Linked DNA regions of Homo sapiens: regions 1, 3 and 4 are each linked to region 2. Evidence: chromatin loops called from intact Hi-C (ENCODE). Cell type or tissue: CD14-positive monocyte. All regions are shown on one strand.

The links. A loop is a pair of places that touch in the nucleus more often than their neighbours do. Peaks named below come from ENCODE experiments on the same cell type or tissue, not always from the same donor. Only the 100,000 strongest peaks of a DNase experiment are listed, where the experiment ranks them.
Region 1: it touches region 2 in a loop (1.9-fold over the local background); 4 of 110 quality-filtered maps call a loop at or near these places.
Region 3: it touches region 2 in a loop (2.2-fold over the local background); 61 of 110 quality-filtered maps call a loop at or near these places.
Region 4: it touches region 2 in a loop (3-fold over the local background); 4 of 110 quality-filtered maps call a loop at or near these places.

The regions. Positions count from the first base shown.
Region 1 is chr10:45,377,382-45,382,381 of GRCh38, forward strand. The region is part of intron 1 of ALOX5 (arachidonate 5-lipoxygenase); the gene reads left to right. Among named protein-coding and RNA genes, the nearest start is that of ALOX5, 5.7 kb to the left of the region's middle. In CD14-positive monocyte, no CTCF peak of the experiment used is centred here; DNase peaks (open chromatin) are centred at 2,200, 2,980, 3,640 and 4,090; H3K4me3 peaks cover 3,246 bases; H3K27ac peaks cover 5,000 bases.
Region 2 is chr10:45,462,831-45,467,830 of GRCh38, forward strand. MARCHF8 (membrane associated ring-CH-type finger 8) reads right to left here. Exons shown (of 8, transcript NM_001282866.2): 4 at 1,409-1,497; 5 at 321-1,166. LOC105378286 (a long non-coding RNA gene) reads left to right here and starts at 1,445. Exons shown (of 3, transcript XR_945919.1): 1 at 1,445-1,528. RefSeq lists an enhancer at 456-1,655. In CD14-positive monocyte, CTCF peaks have their summits at 2,297 (motif pointing right) and 2,499; DNase peaks (open chromatin) are centred at 2,341, 3,741 and 4,181; H3K4me3 peaks cover 704 bases; H3K27ac peaks cover 1,229 bases.
Region 3 is chr10:45,591,797-45,596,796 of GRCh38, forward strand. It overlaps a transcript of MARCHF8 not described here. Among named protein-coding and RNA genes, the nearest start is that of MARCHF8, 59 kb to the left of the region's middle. RefSeq lists silencers at 2,598-2,667, 2,768-2,927, 3,208-3,277. In CD14-positive monocyte, no CTCF peak of the experiment used is centred here; DNase peaks (open chromatin) are centred at 1,275 and 3,125; H3K4me3 peaks cover 2,337 bases; H3K27ac peaks cover 780 bases.
Region 4 is chr10:45,402,178-45,407,177 of GRCh38, forward strand. The region is part of intron 3 of ALOX5 (arachidonate 5-lipoxygenase); the gene reads left to right. Among named protein-coding and RNA genes, the nearest start is that of ALOX5, 30 kb to the left of the region's middle. In CD14-positive monocyte, no CTCF peak of the experiment used is centred here; a DNase peak (open chromatin) is centred at 2,174; H3K4me3 peaks cover 1,752 bases; H3K27ac peaks cover 2,282 bases.

The DNA of each region.
Region 1 (5,000 bases), 85 kb before region 2:
TAAATGCCCCCCGTTTCTGCTCTCTACCCTACAACTCTCCCTTCTTTTTTGCTCTGAATTTTCCTCTACACTCTGTCTTCCAGCCACCTCTCAGAGGCCCCTTCTCTGCTCCCTCAATCTCCGGCTCTCTGTCCCACATTTTCCCCCTTCTCTGCCCCTTGGTCTCCCTATCCACTACCCCAATCCCTCTCTCCGTCCCTTGTTTTCCTCAGCTCTTCCCCATAGCCTCCCCCTCTCTCATCCCGAGTCTCTGTTTTGTCTGGCCCCCAATCTTCCTCTCTGCTCTACAGCTTCCTCCTCCCACAGCCCCTCATTAGTCCCCCTCCAAGATGGGTAGTCTGGGGGTGGGGCACACATCCTTGCTTCCGCAGAGAGATCCGTCTCCCTGTCCCAGCAACAGCAGAGATCTGATGAAAGACAGATGAAAACTTTCCTAAAATGCTGATAGAAAGCTCACATGAAAACTGACCAACTGACTCTTTGCCGAAATATTCAAAAGCTTTAAAACTACATATCCAATAAAAAGTTAAAAGCAACAAGCAAAATCAGCAAAGTGGCCCCTTGTGAAATGAGGCCGGTGAGTTGCAGGTTTCCCTTGTTTCTCTCCAGCATCTGCACCACCACGCCACCCACTTCTGTCCCCAGAAACTGTGTCCAGCCTTCCTCCTCCCACGTGTGAATCCCCCGGGGACCCTGCCCTCCCAGTTCCCCACATCTGAAATGTGCTACCCATGCCCATCCTCCTACTCATCTGCCCTCTGAAATCTGATCAGCCCCTAAAAGCTGCCTGAAATACCCTCTTATGAAGCTTTTCCCTGTCCTTCCATGCCACTCCACATTGCCCCTTTACACTCCATCCAGGGTACAAACCAGGGCTCAAAGCTGGGCCTTCTAGCTTCCGGTTCAGGGCTTTTCTCAAGATGTGGCCTTGGGGAACTGTGGGAGGAACCTGGGCTTGGCCATCACACAGGTGTAGGTTCTGATCTTGAGGCCACCATTGCTCTCTGAGCCTCAGTTTCTATCTGTAAAGCAGGATAATCACTCGCTCGGCCATTCCCAGGCCCAGTGCTTCCTGAGGGCCTGTTGGGGGGTGTCCACTGTTGATAGTGCCCACCATAATTCAGTGTGTCACCTGAGAATTTAATGTGTCACAGCAAATAGACAAATATAGCATCAGCCCAGTGTACTTGGCCCAGAGAGGAGGGAGGAAGGTGGCCATTGTAGTTCCACAAACCTTCCGAAGATATTTTGCAGTTTGACACATGTGACCCTGGTATTTTCCTGGAAGGAGGCCTTTATCTGTCATTCTTCCATTAGTGGCCCCTGGGATGTTAGAACCACAGCCATCAAGCTTTGTCTTTTACTCCCTGAGTTGGGTCAAGGCTGGAGCCCTCTGCCCCTTGTTCACCTCTTATCATATTCAGGCTTGAAGCCAGCACCAGGAAAGTGGCTGGGCTGGCCATAGACCAGCCAGACTGCAGGCCTGGCCCCCTCCTGCTGTGGAAGTCCCTGTCAGATGGCAGATGGAGTCCTTGTAAATCTGCCTAGTGATTTCACCCCAAGTGAAACTCAGGGGCTCTCCACCAGGTGCCTGCAGGTGTAGGTAGGGCAGGGGGCCAGGAGTGTCCCAGTCCCCTGTGACTGCACCACAGGTGTGCTGGAGGGTCACCCCACTGTCCACTCCCTCAGAGAAGCTGCTCAGTCTCTTCGTGTGGGTCGTCACCCCCAGGTAGACATCGGGCCCTCCCTGTGGGACCTGCCCAGTCCTGGAATGCCTCCTCAGCCCATCTCCCTCCCCTCTTAGTCCAAGGTACTGGGAGCCTCCCTCCCATGAGAGTGTCCCTGTTAGCTCCTCCCACCCCACCCCAGCTTTCCTGTCATCTATCCCCTGGGGACACCTTCCTCCCTCTCCAGCCCCTCAGAGCCATAGGAAAGCTACTTCCCCTGCAGCAGCCACACTCAGACCAGGCCCGGGCCTCTGGTGGCCGCCCCTCAGTCCTCACCGCACACAGACTTGCTCTGCCTGCCCCACCAGCATTCAGAATGCCTCCCACTCTCCCTCTGTCCTCACAGCCCTGTCTCCAGCCTTTCAGGAGTTCCTTCTGGGCTTTGAGTGAAGGAGTTTGAGGTCACAGGTTCAGTTTCCTCCTCCCATGTGTGCTCCAGTTACTCGGATTGGCACATGTAGTCACGAAGTGGCCGTGACGCAGGGGCCCATGCTAGCTCACAGGCGGTGTGGGGCCTGGTGCCCTGCAACCCCCTGGATTCAGGAAGGGGCACTGGTGGTTCTGATGCACACAACCGGTGGCCTGTGCCTCTGGAGAAAGGAGGCCACCCAGGATGGTGTCATTTCATTTTCTCAATGGTCCTGCAAGTGAGGGGTATCTCCTTTGGGTAGATGAAGAAACAGCTTCAGAGAATGAAGCAATGTGCCCAGGCCATCCAGCTACTTGCCTGAAGCTGGGATGTGAATTCAGAGCTCCAGACCCCAGGGCCCACCGAGCCTTCTACCCCTCACTGCCCTCTCCCCACTCCTCGGTGGGATCAGGAATCTCTGTCTTGGCTCACAACCTGCAGCTAAGGCCTCTGTAAATCCCTGTGGCATGCAGGGCCTGGCGTGGGGCAGGCCCGACGCGTATCCAGTCCTGGGCCACTCAGCCCCCACTCTGCTCCTCCAGATGGGCCCGAGCCCCTGAGATGCTGAGACTCCTGTCCCATCAGAACCTGCCCACCCTGTCCATGATGGGCGAGGCCTTGTGTGTGGCCCTGCTCTCCTGAGGACAAGCTGTGGCAGGAAGGCTTTCTCAGAGGTGGCAGATGAGGCTGATACTCTCCCTGCAGGAGGGGCATTGTCGTGGGGCCGAGGCTGGTCCACATGTGGCTGGACCCAAGACATGTCATCCCACCACATGGGCCTGGCTCCTCTGTCATCAGAAACTGTTCCTAGGGCCTCTGGCCTAGACTACAGAGCACAGGGAGGAAGCTTCCGCTTTCTGACCACAAGCGTCTGGCCTCAGCGTCAGCCACCCCAAACTGCTCACGGTATTCAGAGCCAGGAGGTTTGTGGAAAACACTCAAGTTCCCATTCCTCTTAGGAAGCCCTCCAGGGGTCCTCCTGGCAGCTTGGAGGCAGGGCATGGAATGGGGATGCCTGCGCTCGCACAAAGGATGATACCCCTCGCCCCTTCCACTTTGCCATCATGCTGAGAACTCTAGGTTCTGCCGCCAGGGATAAAGTTCAAGGGTTGATGAATCTGGCTTAGAAAGTGCCTTGCAGGGGCCAGGCACAGTGGCTCATGCCTGTAATCCCAGCACTTTGGGAGACCGAGGCAGGTGGATCACTTGAGGTCAGGAGTTTGAGACCAGCCTGGCCAACATGGTGAAACCCTGTCTCTACTGAAAATACAAAACTTAACCAGATGTGGTGGCAGGTGCCTGTAGTCCCAGCTACTTGGGAGACTGAGGCAGGAGAATCACTTGAACCCTGGAAGTGGAGGTTGCAGTGAGCCGAGATCGAGCCACTGCACTCCAGCCTGAGCAACACAGTGAGACTCCACCTCAAAATAAAAAAGAACATGCCTTGGAGGGCATCGAGTCCGGGGCTTTCCAAACCTGCTGGTCATCAGAATGCGTGATGCAATGCCTGAGCCTCTCATCCCAACTTCCTGTCTGCCATCCATTGCTGCAGAGACAAAAGCCCTCCAGAAGCTATGGCTGTTGCCTCAGAGCCGCCTGTGTCCTGGAAGCAGGAGCCTGGCAGGGAGGGGGCCAAGCAGCCTTGTCCCAGAGGCCTGGGCAGCTGCGCTGTACACAGCCTGGGGTGGTGCCTTCTAGCTGCAAGGCTAGCCTCACCCTGCCACCAGTAATGCCACAGGTGCAGCAGAGCTGCTTGGTCTCACTGTTCTCTGGGCATCACCATGCAGCTGTGAACTGCAAATGTCCCAGGACGACTCGAATCCATGCAAGCTCCCTGTATCTAAGCCTCACCATTTTCACTCACTTATTATCCCCACTGAAAACTGGAAAGAGAGGAAGTGGCTATGATGGAAAGACCTGGGGTGTGACTCCAGCTCTGCTGGCAAGTGGCAGAGGTGGGAGTCACTGAGCCTCGCTGTCTTCATCTGTGGAAGGGGTGGTAACTCCCCTGCACTCCCAGAGTCATTGTGGGGATCCACTGTCAGCAAGCCCATCTCCAGTTGTAAAGGTCTCCCACAAGGCTATCCCATGTGGGGGCAGCTGCGGACCCTCACTGGGCACAGCCTCGCAGGTGCAGGCATGAGCCTGGGCATCTCCCCATCCTCCAGCCTGAGCTAAGTGCAGTCAGCAGGCGTTGCCCTCTGAGCAGCACAGCACCATCCTGGCTCACTGGATTCTCTCTCCTCAAGGGCAGGGCCCAGGATTTGTCCATTTCTTTCACCTGCCTGGGTCGTAGCACTGAGCCTTGTCAGGGGCAGGCCTTCAGTGAATGTCTTGGGTAAATGAATTCAGGAGTTCATTTAAGGTGTTCATGAAGAATCTTGGCTCCATGAACTGTAGTGGAGGCAAAACTCCACCTCTTCCCATTTCAGCTAGGTCTGAGAATCGGCATAAGACAGATTCATGGGCGAAAGCCTACAGATTTCTTTAATACAAGTTGTACGTGGCATGGGAGCCCTCTTAAAAAGATGAAGACCCCAAGAAGCAGTTAGAGTCAATCCCCCTTAGATACTGCATTGAATGAATCATCGTGAGATGTGATAAGGCCAAGGGGCTTGGGCTAGGGCAGGTAACTGGGCAGGGAAGTGACTCGGGAGGTAAGCGTTCATTGTACAAGATCTGTTTGTATGGATTTCCTTTGGCTTCAACTTCCCAACCTTGATGAAAAGAGTGTTACTTTCCTTTTGGTATAGTGAGGACATCTTTCATAGGGGACTTTCATCTCCTGCTTCTAAGAAACAGCACGAATGTCAGAGTATCTTGCACCTGCTGTTTTTTTAAGTGCTTTTCATTCAACGTAGTCC
Region 2 (5,000 bases):
GGCCAAGCTGGTCTCAAACTCCTGACCTCAGGTGATCCACCCGCCTCAGCCTCCCAAAGTGCTGGGATTACAGGCGTGAGCCACTGCGCCCAGCCAGCTTCTTCCTCTTTTATCATTTGTAAAACTATCTTGGGACTCACATCATAAAAATTAAGTTTTTCAAACGATATTGATACTCCATTCTTCTGGAGAAAACCATCAACCCACAACTGGTTACAACTTCCTATTACTTCATTTTCCTGAAACTTCACATACTAAAGCAAGAGGAGGTTCCTGATGCGAGCAGAGATGGCTAGAATGGCACTTCCTGGCAAACCAACCTGCAGACATCCCCTGACGTGGACACGGGAGATATGGGGGGTAATTTTTCAGAGAAGGGAGAAGGACAATCCAGGTCGCTGTCCTTTTCCGTGGAGCAGAGGGGCGCCCGCAGAACCCTACTCTTCAGTTTTGCAGATGTGCTGTCCTCAAAGACATCGTCGTCTCCCATCTCGTCAGAGCAGAAGCCCATACTCCCTGCCAGCCCGCTGGAGGACTTGGCAGTGTGCAGGCGAGCAGCGCAGCTCTCCAGCTCATGGAACCTGTGCAGGCTGCTGGCGCTCAAGCCGTGCGAGAGTGAGAACAGGTACTGGAGCAGTTGCCGGCTTCGGGACGTGGCCTCACCATCCGCCTTCTCTTCCAGCAGCAGGCCGGGCCTGCCCCCCTTGCCAGCTTCCACCTCTGAGGCAGTTGAGCGACCGGCAGAAAGGCATGAAACACAAGAATGTTTGGAATTGCCAAGAGGTTTGTGGTTCAGGGTTCTTTTTTCTTTATGATGAAACCTGTTAGTTCTGAGACACGTATCTTGAGGGAGTATTAATTTCCCTTCAGAACAAGTTCTTTCCACATAGGCAAAACTTTCTGAAGTATCCTGCGCCTTCTCACCCACATCATTGAGGGACCTTGAGAACTTTAGTGTTCTTCTGGCTTTGGTATTCTTAGCAGGCTTCAAGGCCTGGGCCCATTCTGAACCAAAGGAATTTCTCTTTGACGCCTGTAATGTGTCCTTACAGATAACTGTCACAGTGAGCCCTTGTGTCAGAGAACTCTGGCAGTGAGGAGCTTTCGAGACAACAGCAGACTGCACGGAACTGTGGTGACAACACTCAGAAAACACTGCACTGGAACTGCATGCAGAACAGTGGGATAAAAGCACAGAAAGTAAAAACAATTTTAAAAGAGAATAGACATCATAGTGAAGAAATGAGACTAGCATGGGTAACTTGGTGAGCAAACCACACATAAAACTCGCCAACTGTTTAGACCAAAGGCAGATTGATTAAGCAAATGGAAATTCAAGAACCTACAGACACTAATGCTTATTTCTGGCTGCACACTGATCATGGCAGCATCTGAAGCAGAGTGTTACCTGCAGATGTCCTGGCTGGATGGCGTGATAGAAGTGCGAGAGAAGGAGGACACCGGAGCCGGAGCTGATGCTGACGGAGGACTCCCAGCCTGCAATGACAGACCTGTGGTCAGTGTTCAGGTAAGAGCCAAGGGGATTGTGTGCACTGTCTCCTGAATGGTGACAGGGAGAAACCCTAGAAATGTCTGCTGCTTCCCGCTGCTCAACGAGTAACACATATTAGATCCTTCTAAGCCTTGGCAAAACAAATCAAATATCACTATTTTTTTCTTATCTGTGGATAAAAGTGTAAGAAATGTCTAAGGCTATGGAACACCACTACTAATCTCTTGCAGGTCCAGTGGCCGTTTATTTTCTAAGCATCTAAATTGAGTTAGTTCATATATAAGTCAAAAAACGAAGTACTAGAAGGTATCATACAAATGCCAAAGAAATATGAGGCTCCAGGCCTGCTGGCACTGGCTTCCCTAGCACTCTCTCCTAGTTCCCAAGATCAACAAGGCTGGTAGATTTAAGAGCTCTCTCCCACCTCACAACCTCATACATAGTGCCAGATGCTCCCTGAGTTCCACAAAACCTCACTGCCCTGCCACAGCTCTTCACACAAAAGGGAGTCCAGACCACGTCACCATGGGGGACACCAATCCATAGCTCAACCAGGGGCTGAGGTAGAGCACAGAATGCTCCCAACAGATCTAATCTTGAAACTGTAAATTAAGAAAAATAATCAAGAAAATTTAGATTTGAAAGAAAGTACAGCAAGAGGTCATGGGATAGAACAGAGTCTCTGGGGTGGTGAATAGTCAAACTTAGAGAAAAAAATCTAGGAAGGAGAGGAAGCACTGCAGTGAGGAGAGAAATGGACAGAGAGAAATAGGGACAGTGAGTGGCACTGAGCTGAGGATGCACCACCACCGCTAGAGGGCCCCAGACTCCCACGCCAGCCTCGGATTCCCCAGGCTCCACAGCCCCACAGACCTATGCGTATTCATAAAAAAGCATTCTTCCCTCCTTAAGACAGTAAGCCTGAGTAAGAATCTGCTCCATGCAACCCCAACAGCCCCAGGAAAACAGTGCCACGAGTCTGTTATCACCAGAAAGGCCATATCACCACCCACCTTCTGCAGGCCCACCTGCATGGCCCTTGGCCCTAACTCCTTGATACAAAGGAGCTCCACCCTGGCCCACCATTCCCTGGCTGAGGCCTAGTCCCCACTCTTTCTAAGTACCATCCCCAAGGGTGCACTCTCATCCTGGAACTCCACCTTTGGGACCCCCGACCCTTGGTCAACCACCAGAACAGATAAGGCCATTGCCTGGAAACTCCTCCTCCCCCTACCCCTCACAGCAAATGAAGCAGCCTGGAGAGAGCCAGGATGGCACTCGGATTAAGGCACCCATCGCATGGCTGCTCCCACTCCCAGTGCAGAGATTCAACAGCACTTTAATGCAAGTCCACCTGAAGAAACAAGATCCAAGAAGCTCTCATCAGCATGCTTCATGTGTACACTGAGATCACGCTGTGCCACTCCATGAGCACATCTTCGAATTCACCAAAGAATCTACATTTATTTTCTAACTGAATGTGCATATGGGCATGAGGTACACGGTCTTTAAAAGCATTAGAGGTCAAAGTTCTTAGGAATCTTAAGTTTACTTGGACACATGAAAATAGCATCCTTGAAATAACCCTCCCATCACTACCTTTGTCAATATTCTTCCTGAAACAAAATGAAAGACATCTAGGGATGCCTGTGGACACTATGCTGTGACATCCCTTGCATCTTCTAGGCCTGACTGCATAAGCCATTGTCCTTTTTCTCCAACTGCCTTAGACACTGTCCCCTCTCCAGCATCCTCCTCTCGGGGCACCCATCACTGGCTCCACCTGCCCCAGAGACAAGCACTCAAGGCCTTTTAGTACAATGGGCTTTACTGTTTATACCACAGGGGAGCAGATTGAGAGGGTATCCATGCTAAGGTCCCCAAACTCCTACAGTCCCCCTGTTCTCTGACATTTAGTCCTAACACTATTCTGGGACTGAAAGCCTTCCTGTACTTATTGCTCTCTTCTTTTATTTCTGAGGATGACCAGCTCTGTTCAACACACATAGGCAAGGCTAAAATGTGTCATGAAGACCAAAGCCTGATCACGGTGTATTGCAGAGAAGTAAGCGTCTTCATCACCTGTCCCCAGGTAGACTTTGAGGAAGAAATACCCAGCAATATCCACATGCTTGCCCCTCATTGCTATGAGGTCACTTCTTCCTCTGTGTTGCTGGGTCAAGCATACTCCCTGGAACTGATGAGGCATTGAAGGAAGCCCCCTTCCTTCAAGGGATGGCAGCAGAGGAAAGTACCTAGTCACCCTCCTCCCTTTTATCTTAGTAAGAGCATGGTCCTCTTGGAACCACGTGTACTTTCCTGTATTCTGAAGGGAAGGCAAACCCTGTTGGGAGGAGGTAAGGTCTTATCTGGAAAATCGTGCCCAATCAAGGTCAGTGTCCTGGGTCCGGGAGGCAGGTTTCTGATGGGAAATTAAAGTTCTGAACTCCAGTACTAAACTACAAGTAATCCAAGTCAAAAAGTGTACTCTGGGGTAACGATTCCATCCTTGCATGCCCATGATGAGGAGCAAGGCCTGAAGGTAGGAGGGCAGAGCCTCGTAACAAAACAAAGCCTGGATCAAGGAAGCAGCCACACCAGGCACACACACACGTCAGGACATGTGTTCACTTCCCTGTGTGGTTCCCCATGTGTGTGCACTTGTAGCAGATGTCAAGGCCAGCATGACAGTGACAGCGGACCCAAGGAGGAAGGGAGTTCTGGCAGGGCTGGGGAGATTCTGCCCTGCTCAGTTTTACTTAGGAAATAGGAAACAGCGTTGGCATCCTCTGCCTACATTTCTGCTCTCATTTCACCATTTCCAATCTTATGAAAACATTACAGGATACTCTCAGCAGGTATGTCCGATCCTCATCAAGCCTCCCAATGACAGAGAAAGAGTCTCTCTTCTTATTAGATCACAGAATTTAAAGAAAAATTTTAAAATCTACTTATTGTTATTTTACATAAATATAAACTTCAACAAATGCTAACTCTTCCAATAAAAGCAAGAAAACCAGTGAGATCTGTGGGGTCTTCACAGCTCCCAGAAGAGGCTCCTTCTGTCACGATCTAAAGGACAGCAAACATTTCAAAGGTCAGAACCAATCCATAGGCAGAATGGTCAAGAAAATAATTTTAAAGAGCTTTATTTGTTGCTGCTATAGACCTGAGAGAAATCTATCAACCAACAAAGACCTAAAAGACTGGCCTGATCAACAACAAAATGAAGCTGACAGCTTCAAATAATGGTTCCATGGTCAGATTCTGGAAGCCAGTGTAATCAAAGGCCAGCAATCCCCTCTTAGGAGCTCTGCAGGACAGAACCTTACTAGATGGGACAGGACCTCACTAGATGGGACAGGACCAGCCGTCCTGCTCTTTCTGAAAGCAGCAGGCAGTGTGGCACGTGTGAGCCGGGGGCAGTACTAGCTCCAGAGAACACCTACACTCTCCTCTCCATAGGATCAGACCACACACGACTCGA
Region 3 (5,000 bases), 130 kb after region 2:
TTTGTAGAACTGAGAAGACAGATTCCTTGCCCTTATCCACTTCTTTCCACCGTTCTGTCCACCTCTGTCTTCCTGATCCCACCTCTACTTCCATGTCCAGAATCCACTTCTACCTCCTCCAGAGATTTTCTTCCATATATCAATCTGAAGGGCACCCATCCTTCCTCTCAATTTCCATAGCATTTGTACCTCTTCAAAGCCTTCATCATATTATCCTCAGATTACACGTTTTAACTCCTCTATCAGAAATTAGCACCTGGAGAACTAGAACACCAGTCACATCATCAACCTGGCTCTCCAAACACACCAAATTTTTTGTTGACTATTGATTTAAAAAATGAATTAGAAAATTCAGGCATTTCCAAGTGAGTTAAGAAATTGGTCTGGACAAGAAAGAAAGAAAGAGTTTAAAATTACACTCCTTGAAAAAGAATTTCAAAATTGAAAACCCTTCAATACAGCAAAGACAAAGCTGACAACAGTCAGATAAAATATAAAATGTTTATAGTGTATACAGTGATAATTTTTCATATTCACAGGGAACAAAATTAGAAGCCATAAGAATAACTTCCTGATTACTTGGCATCAGAACAGTCCACGGCTTTAGAAAATGTCTTGCAGTCAACCACAAACCTAGGGAACAGGTAGGGTTGTAAAGTGTCTTTTACGGGGGGGAAAAAGCACATACCATTTCAAGGCTCGAAAAAATGAGGTTACTTTTAGAAATTTCAGCAATATTTTTAACTTGCTTTCAGATATTTTAAACTACTTACCACCAGAAGTATAAACCTAAACATTATGTGATTATAGCAGAAATGGAACTACTACATAAGGGAAAAAGAAACAAACCACAAGTGAATCAACGACAACCCTCAAGAACCAGACGCTACTACTGACAACCATTAGGGTTTCTTGGCTGCTTGAATCAATTCATTCCCAGCTCTGCTTTGAGCTGGCACTAATTTAAAGGAGACAAAAATGTTGGAGCTAAGGCTGCCAGATTTAGGAAATATAAATACAGCAAGCCCAGTTACACTTTAATTTCAGACAAACAACGAATCTTTTTTTTAGTACAAGTATGCTCCCACGTAATATTTATAGTAAAAATTTATTTTAAAAATTTTACAAAAATTCACTGTTTATCTGAAATTCATATCAACTAGGCATCCTGTATTTTATCTGGCAAACCTAGCTGGAGCCAAAAGGTAGAATAGTAATCAATCCAATTTCCTCATTTTTCAGCAGAAACTGAGAACCAAAGAAAGGAACTGACTTGCTTAAGCTTAAGCCAAAGATCAGGGAAGTAAGTTGGTTTTGAAAAGAGAAAACCTTTCCACTAGGTCACCTTGGGTACCACTTACAGTACATTCCACTTCCAATTCTTGCTCAACTCACAGAAGCACCAAGCAGACAAGGTGTAAAAGAGTATGGTTTCCCTCTTGTAACATTAAACTTCAAGTTTCAGTACATCTCTTAAAACCCTAGTCTCCAAAATCAATTAGGAAACTATGTGCTACTCTTAAAAAAAAAAAACCTGATAATTTTGTCTACACACTACCACCTCATACTGTTTATATTTTCACTCACCATATGAAACAGGACATCCTTCTCTCCTGAACTCAGTTCTCTCAAAATCCAAAATTCTCTTGCTCCAGGGTCTCAAGATTTCACACAAGAGCATGTTCACATTATTTCATGACTCTCAACGACTTGAGTTCGTATACTCCTTCAGTTTTCATGCTTTTTAGCGTTTTCATGTTTTTCAGATATGTCCTAACCCATTCGGTTGGCCTCAAAAGTCTCCCATTCCCATTCTGTATCGGAGCAACTAAATCAGCAATGAGGAATGAAGTCTCACTATTATAAACATACACTTACTTCCCCAGGGACTGGGATGCAAGGAAACATGGAAAGAGAAACGTCTTTATCAGAAATTTTGGGGCCAAAAAGGCCCCGAAGTATGGTATGTGAGGGTTATGCTAGCTGTCTAATTACATAGCATGCAATCGAACAAAATAAAGAGAAAAATAACAGAAAACTCCACACATGCAAAGAATTCATTTTCCAGATCCCATCAAATTAAAAAATACACAAAACATTTCCTCAACTCCATACAGAGCTCCTCAACCTATGACTTGCAGGGGTCCTCAAGGGTAGTTAGCGTGGGGATGGGTGGTGAGAATAGTGATAGTGAGGCAGAAAAGGGTTCCATTTTTATTTATTTATTTTTACAATTTGGGCTTCCAAATAGGTTTTAAGAAAAAAAGGTTTTGTTGCATTAAAGAAACATGAAAACGGTAACATAAACCATTATAACCCCCACCCAATAAGTTTTCTATTAAAAACTTCACCCAGGTGGACAGGAATACGAATCGTTTAAGATGAAAACAGATTTAAAGACCAAAGAAAAGTTAGCAATTAAAGGACAAAATAGTTACCTATGCTTTCCTTCTGGCACCCCGAATGTACGCAGGTCTCTCGAGATCACACGTCAGACGTGGAAGGTCCTCACGGATCACTAGTCCGAGCTTCCATTTTACAGATGTGCACACTCAGGCCAAAGACGACGGCTGACGGGCCAACGTCTCACAGCCGGTCAGGGAAAGGAATTCACCTGGCACCCGGGGCGGCCGGCCTAGAGCCCTGGGCGCTGACCGTTTCTGCGATTCCTGGTTCCGCTCGGCCCGGCCCCAGGGGCAGACGCGAGCACCGGGGCAGAGAGACCCACTGCCTGGAGTCGCGCTGCCTCTCCGCGGGCTCCACGCCGGGCCCGCAGCGCAGGGATGGGTCCTTGGCGGCCGCCCCCACCCAGCCCAGCCCAGCCCAGCCCAGCCCAGCCCACCTGTAGCCGACGCGCTGCCGGCAGCCACACCCCCTGCCCGGGCCGGGGGCTCGGCCGCCCTTATTGGCGGCCAGCGGCGGCGGCTGCGCGCGGCGTGGGGGACTCCGATCCTAGAGGCCGCAGGAGTTACCTCAGGTGGGCTCTGAGCTGGCGGCGCTACCGCCCTGGCCCGCCTCGAGCATGCCCGAGACGTGGACGCAGCAAGGCCGCACCTCCCCCAGCGCGTCGCCTGTTTACACCCTACGCCCCTCCGCGGGAGGACACCGAGTGGCAGGTCACGTGACGCGGGCGTCACGTGTCCGGCCGAGTTGGGTGGAGGCGTTGCCCCGGCGACTGCAGCGCGCTGGGGGCGGGCTGCAGCGGGTGCCGCCGCGCGGCCTTTCTGTGCTTCCACCCCTTCGCAGTGCCCAGGCGACAACCCACTGGGCTTGGAACCGAAAAGACTTCCCCAGCTCTGTGTGTGTCGTTTAGTGTCTCCTGGCCCTGACTACATGTTATTAATATTAGTGTTTTGGAAGGAAAAGGAAATTTTGTCTGGCAAAAGGATGTTTTACTTGGAGAAGAAGATGGAAAATACTTTCTTACCTGAGGCTATCAAACGGGAGGAAAAGCGAAGGAATAAGTAATAACGGTTTTTGCCTTGACAGATTTTTGTTTGCTTTCGCTCCCTAATCTGGACTGAAAGATTCCCACAGCATAGCCTCTCAGCCAGAGAAAGCACGTGAAGGAGGTTTATACGACTTCTTACTTTTAAGTTGTATTTTAATTTTTATGGGGGAATCATCTCTGTGTACATACAGACGTCTAAATATTTGATTCTGCATTCATCTCTTTTTTTTTTTTTTGAGACGGAGTCTCACTCTGTAGCCCAGGCTGGAGTGCAGTGGTACGATCTCGGCTCACTGCAAGCTCCACCTCCTGGGTTCACGCCATTCTCCTGCCTCAGCCTCCCCAGTAGCTGGGACTACAGGCGCCCGCCACCACGCCCGGCTATTTTTTTGTGTTTTTAGTAGAGACGAGGTTTCACCGTGTTAGCCAGGATGGTCTCAATCTCCTGACCTCGTGATCCGCCTGCCTCTGCCTGCCAAAGTGCTGGGAATACAGGCATGAGCCACTGCACCGGGCCAGACTCTGCATTCATCTTTTGTCCACATAAAACTCTCATTATTCCTCTGTCACTTTCATCACTGTCTACCAAATCCAATTTTCCTACATCAAACTTCCCAGAAATAGTTTCAACCACTGCCAGTTTTATTTCTCCCATAATCATGCATAAAAGATGAATAATTTGTATTTCTTAGTAAATTCATGAGTGAATTATAAGCAAATCCTCTCAAATATTCCATAGTTGTTCTGTTGTCCCGGAGTGATCTATCATATAGCTAATCAATTCCTCCCTACAATTCTGACCACTTTGAATTTTTGGCTAAGTAAAAAGCAGATTGTCAGGTTCAAAACAGTGTGCTCAAGATATCCTCTGGATCAGCAAGGTCAAAACATCTCCATTTCTATAACACACTTACAATACAGTATTACAAAGAGCAGAAAAATGATGAATTTTCTCCATTTGTCTTTTACTGTGGAAAATAGGTTATCAAGGCCAGTTGCCACAACCTGGTTGGCTCTACTGCTTCTGGCAGCAGGTGTTCCATGAAGGTAGTACCAATATCTTCCATTGGTATAGCTTATGCCTAGACCAGGCTTGTTGAGCCAAAGGGTTGGCTGACTGATGAATGGATATGGAATCCTGTCATCCTTCTACAGGAAGCGGCAGAACCTTCGTAGTTCAACAGGGATCTGTGAGCTATGCAGGGCTGATAAGCAGCACTCATGGAGACAAAGCTAGGGTGAGTCCTGGCGCAACCATTACTGTCTAGGCAATTTCCTTAACCTTTCCGAGCCTCTCTTCAGCTTTCTGAAAGATATCTACTGAATAGAGTGGTTATGAGACAAAATGAGGTAATGCCTGTATAACACTTTTAAGTGCCCAATACATACAGTGTTGGGTAAATGTTAACCAATATGGTCTTTGGCGACGGGGTATTAGTATAGGAGGTCAGAGTCCTGAGGGAAAGGGAGCTGACAACTTGAACGTGTCCAGGTCCTGGGTCCAGATTCTTGCCACCTGGAGTGTAGTTCAAGAAGGGATTGCCAGCCA
Region 4 (5,000 bases), 61 kb before region 2:
CTTCATTTTTCTTAATTTTTCTAAGTTGCAACAGCATCCCTCAACCCTGTAGCTCCTTCTTCCCCTATGCCCAGCCACCCACTGCTGTCAAGGGGTGAGAAATCCCACACCAAGAACACAATTGCCCCACCTCAAAACTGTCTTAGCTTCATCCCCCTTTTCATCAAAAACATTCCTTGAAACAGAATAAAGAAACAACAAACAGCCACACGTATGTGGGTACTGGGTCTGCTACGGAGGGCTCGGCTGATGGGTGGCACTGGGCCACTGGACATGCATCTCGAGGACAGGGGCCAGCCAGCACGGAGGGCTGAAGGAGAAGGAGAAGAAATCAGACTCCACCTCTTGCCATTCAGGAGACTCAGCTTGGGGTTGATTAGACTTAAAAGTTAAAGGCAAAACTGTAAGACATTTAGACTACAGGTGATTATTCTTCCAGGTCTCAAGCTAAAAGGATTTTTCAAACAAGACTCAGAACATATTAAACACAAAGGAAAAGATTGGTAAGTTTGCCTCCCTCAAGATAAGGACACTCTGTTCATTGAAAGACACCAGGAGAGAGTGAAGGCAAGTCATGGAGTGATTGACGAGAATTATTCCTAGTATGTGAAGGACCTACAAATCTTTAAGAAGGGGAGTGTCATTCACTAGAAAATGGGCAAGAAGTTTGAGTACTTACTGTACAAAATATAAGCAGCAAGTATACAAAAGGTGTTCAACTTCATTAGGACTCGGGGAAATCAGAAGATCACAGTGAACTGCTGCTACTACCACACATATGCCCCCAGATGGGCAACACTTCAACAACTGACAACACCTGAGTATTAAAGAAGATCCAGAGGGCTGGGAACACTCATATACCACCGGCAGGAGGACAAGTTGGTAAGACCTCCGTGGAAAACAATTTAGCAATATGTCATAAAACTGAAGCTACATTATAATCTATGACCCAGAAATCCTATAGTGGGATCCAAATTTGTGTGCATGTGCGCCTGGATACTCACAACAGCATTACTCATGATGGCCAAAAAATGGCAACAACTCAATGTCCAACAAACAGTAGAACAGACAAATTGTCAAGGAAAATTCTACACTGCAAGGAAAATCAACAAACTGCTGCTAACATGGACAAACCTCACTGACGCAGTGTTGAAGGAAAGAAGCCAGGAGCGTGTCTGGCCAATTCATAACTTTGGAATGAAATTGTTTAGGGAGGTGTGTCATAGCGGAACCTTAAACAATAACAAGAAAATGATTATCATAAAGCCGAGGATGGTCATTACCGGGGATGGAAGGAGGGTTGATTGGGAAAGGTGGGGGTGAGGGTACGGACAATGTTCTGATTTTTTACCTGGATGGTGTTCGTACAGGTGTTTTGTACATTTTTCTGCATGTGTGAGTGTGTGTGTGCATATATACATATCCATACATATTTTATATATTCTATTTCCCAATTGAAAAATCAAAAATAAAACTTACATGCCATTAGCATCAAGTGTGGGAGAGTAACCTGCTGTGCTGTGGGTCATGTTAAGGGTTTATAAATGTGTGATTTGTTTTAGAGTATTTGTGCACAAGCCTCTCAGCTCAGGCACCATATGATGTGTTTCCAGACTTCCATACCTGGTGCAGTGCACACGTTGTGCTTGAGCTCTGCCTCCCATCCCAAAGGGCTGTTGTTTCTATGCTTCTTCCTTGGCTTCCCTCCCTGTTTCAGACACCTATGGCAAAGCCCCTGCAGCCAGTTCTCAGAGCACTTCTGGCCTGTGAATCTGGGTTAAGATAAAATGCCCATAAAATTCATTTAATTTGTTATAAGCCACTAACACTTTAGTATGAATTAGTGGGGCTCTAATTAGACTTTGCTATCTACTCATCTAAGATAACACAAACTAGCCCAATTATCTGGGAGCTACTTAACATTATCATAATCTTGCAGCAGGGGGCTTCTGGTGAGATCGTTTCCCCCTTTCTTAGATTTAATCATTTTTTTCTTCCTCCTTCCACTCATCTGTCCTTTTCAGAAACCCTCCTTTGCTTCCGTTCAGGAAACACTGAACTTTGCACTGTCTGCACAATCTTGGAGTTCCTCTTTCTCAGAAGATTTCTCAGGCTTCCAGATCAGAGTTTGGAAGTAAAGCAATGACTAAGAATAGTCCACACTATGTCAGAAAGCTGGCGCTTCTTGCAGGCCCTCCTTACTCACTCAGCCACGCAGGGAGAAGGAGAAGCAGACCCAGGTCATAGCCCACAGCTTGTGCTCTCCCACTGTGACCACATCTGTCTGTGTTACATGCACACTCACACACAGCAGTAAATGGCAAAGTGTAGGTGTTTGTTAATCGATATAATTTAATCTAATCATTATGTGACCTGCACTTTTCACTCATCACTAAGTATTGAAGAGGATCTGGTTGACACAGATAGATGTGGTTCATGCAGTTAACTTCTTCATGGCATATCAGTATCTGAATAACCCATGCGCTCGTCCGCTCTCCTGCTGATGGGCAGGCGGGCTGTCTTTAATTTCTAGCTGTTGCAAACCAAGCGACAGTGAGCTTTCTCACACATCTCTCTGTGCTCTCATGGAAGAGTTACTGTAGGGAATATTCCAAGAAGTAGAGTTGCAGGGTTGCAGACCACGTGTTTTTAAGCTTTCTAGATATTGCTGATTGTTTTCCAAAGGCATTCTGCCAGTAGACACCCCAGTAACTGTTTCTGAGATTCACTGTTTCCCTGCATCATCAACACTTCGCATCTTCAGATGTTTTCATTCTTGCGTGTGAAATAGTATCTCATATATTTTCCCCTTCTTAAACTGCTACTATTTCTTGCCTTCTGGGAATGCACCATAATTTACTTAGCCATTCCCCTATTCACTGACGTTCAGTTCATTTCCCATTTGTAGATGTGTTTGTTTGTTTTGGGTATTGCAGTACAAACAATGCTGCCAGAACCAACCTTGTACAAACATCTTGATGTACTGGTGCTTTAATTAATGGCAGATCCATTTCCAGAACTCAGATTGCTGGAACAAATCAGCATTTTTTCATCTTAAGAAATACCGACAAAAATCCTTTCACAAAATTGTATCGTAATTTGCGGTCCTACCAGCTGTGTATGAAAAGATACTTTTGCCCATCCATACATTTGTCAGTACCCGATGACCTTGTTTGACAGTCTAAAAATCCCTAAGACCTTGTGGTTGTTTTAGTCTGCACTCCCCTGACCACTAATAAGCATCACTGCATTGCCTATTTATAAGCTTTTTTTCCCTATTGTTCTTTCAATTATTAATCTAAAGGAGCTCTTTCTATATCAGGATAGTATCCGTTTGTTACATATGTATAGCATTTATTATTTGTCTTCTGTTGCTTTTGCCACAGGAGATTTTAGTTCTTTATTTTATTAACTATGTATTGTTTACATCTATAACTTTTGGGTTTCCTCCTTTGCTTAAGAAAACCCTTTCCATCCCAGTGTTACACAAATACTTCCCCCGTAATTTTGTCTAATACTTTTATAATTTCCCCTTTGAGTTTAGAGCTTTCATTCATCTACCTTTTTTTTTTTTTTTGAGACAGAGTCTTGCTCTGTTTCCTAGGCTGGAGTGCAGTGGCATGATCATGGTTCACTGCTGCCTCAAACTAACCCAGGCTCAATCCATCTTCCCACGTCAGCCTCCCAAGTAGCTGGGGCTACAGGCGTGCGCCACCATGCCCCACTCCTGCCACGTGTTTTCATACATACCTGGGTGGAACTCTCCCGGTAGCATTCGTTCCTGACTTGGATGACAGGGATGATGTCTTTCCTCCTGACTTGGATGACAGGGATGATGATACCCACGGTACAAGCTGGCATAGGATGGCAGTCATGAGCTCTGGATTCGAGTGTCTGGGCTCAACTCACACTTACTGGCACTTTCTCCAGTCCTGTGAAAGTTGTTTAATCTGTCTGTGCCTCACTTCCCTCATCTGTAAAATGAGGGAAATAACAGTGCCTTCCTTTTAGGGGTTTGAGATAATAGGTTAAACCATGAAAACACAGAGAATAGTAGTAGGCACATAGAAAGCACTGGATAAGTGTTGGCGAGTTTTGTATTATGTATACATAGTCTCTGGGTCTGTTTCCGCACTTTATGTGTTAGCCTATTTTTCTACTCGAGACCCCAGCACCAGCTTTTGGTTATCATAACTTTCTAATAAATGTTAATGTCTGTTACATATCTCACTGTTCTTTCTTAAGTTTTTCATAATGAGAATTACTTTGAACTTCACATAACTGTGTTATGTGTTGGCATTTTACTGAGATTCAGTCTTTCCATCCAGGAACACAGCGTGTCTTTCCACCTCTCTAGATCCTGTGTCAACGTACTTCCATAGAATTTCTAGTTTTCTTCATGCAGGTCCTTCACCTTTCTAGCTACTCTACATTTAGCATTTGCTGTTCTGAGTAGGATATTTTTCTGTTTGCAAAAATATTGCTGGGATAAATGTAAATTACTTGTTTCTTACATTTACTGTGTGTTGGTCCCTTACTGAATTCTTTCATTGGTTCTAATCACTTGTTTTTGTTTGTTTGTTGTTAGTGAGTCTGGTTAGTTAATGTGCTCATATTATCTAAATGTTAATAATTTTGTCTCTTACTTTCCATTATCTACACCACTGATATTCTTTTCTTATTCCATGTCTGGAATTCCCAAAACAAGTAGTGGTAGTAGTGATGAACATCCCTCTCATATTTTTGTTTCTTTGTTTACTATTATATTTGCTGTAGTTTTATAATGCATATTCTTTGCTGTATTTAGGAGTTTATTGATTCATTCTAATTTAATTTTTGTTCAGCTGAACTTGTTCAATTAATTTCCTCAGAAGGTCCATGTGTAGTGTAAGATCTGAGTCTGTGCTTGTCGTCCTGTCCCCCTACCCATCCCCTCAAACAAATTCCCCTGCCCTCATTGATGACAATATGAGAGGCTTAGATGACGATCTAAAAAAAGT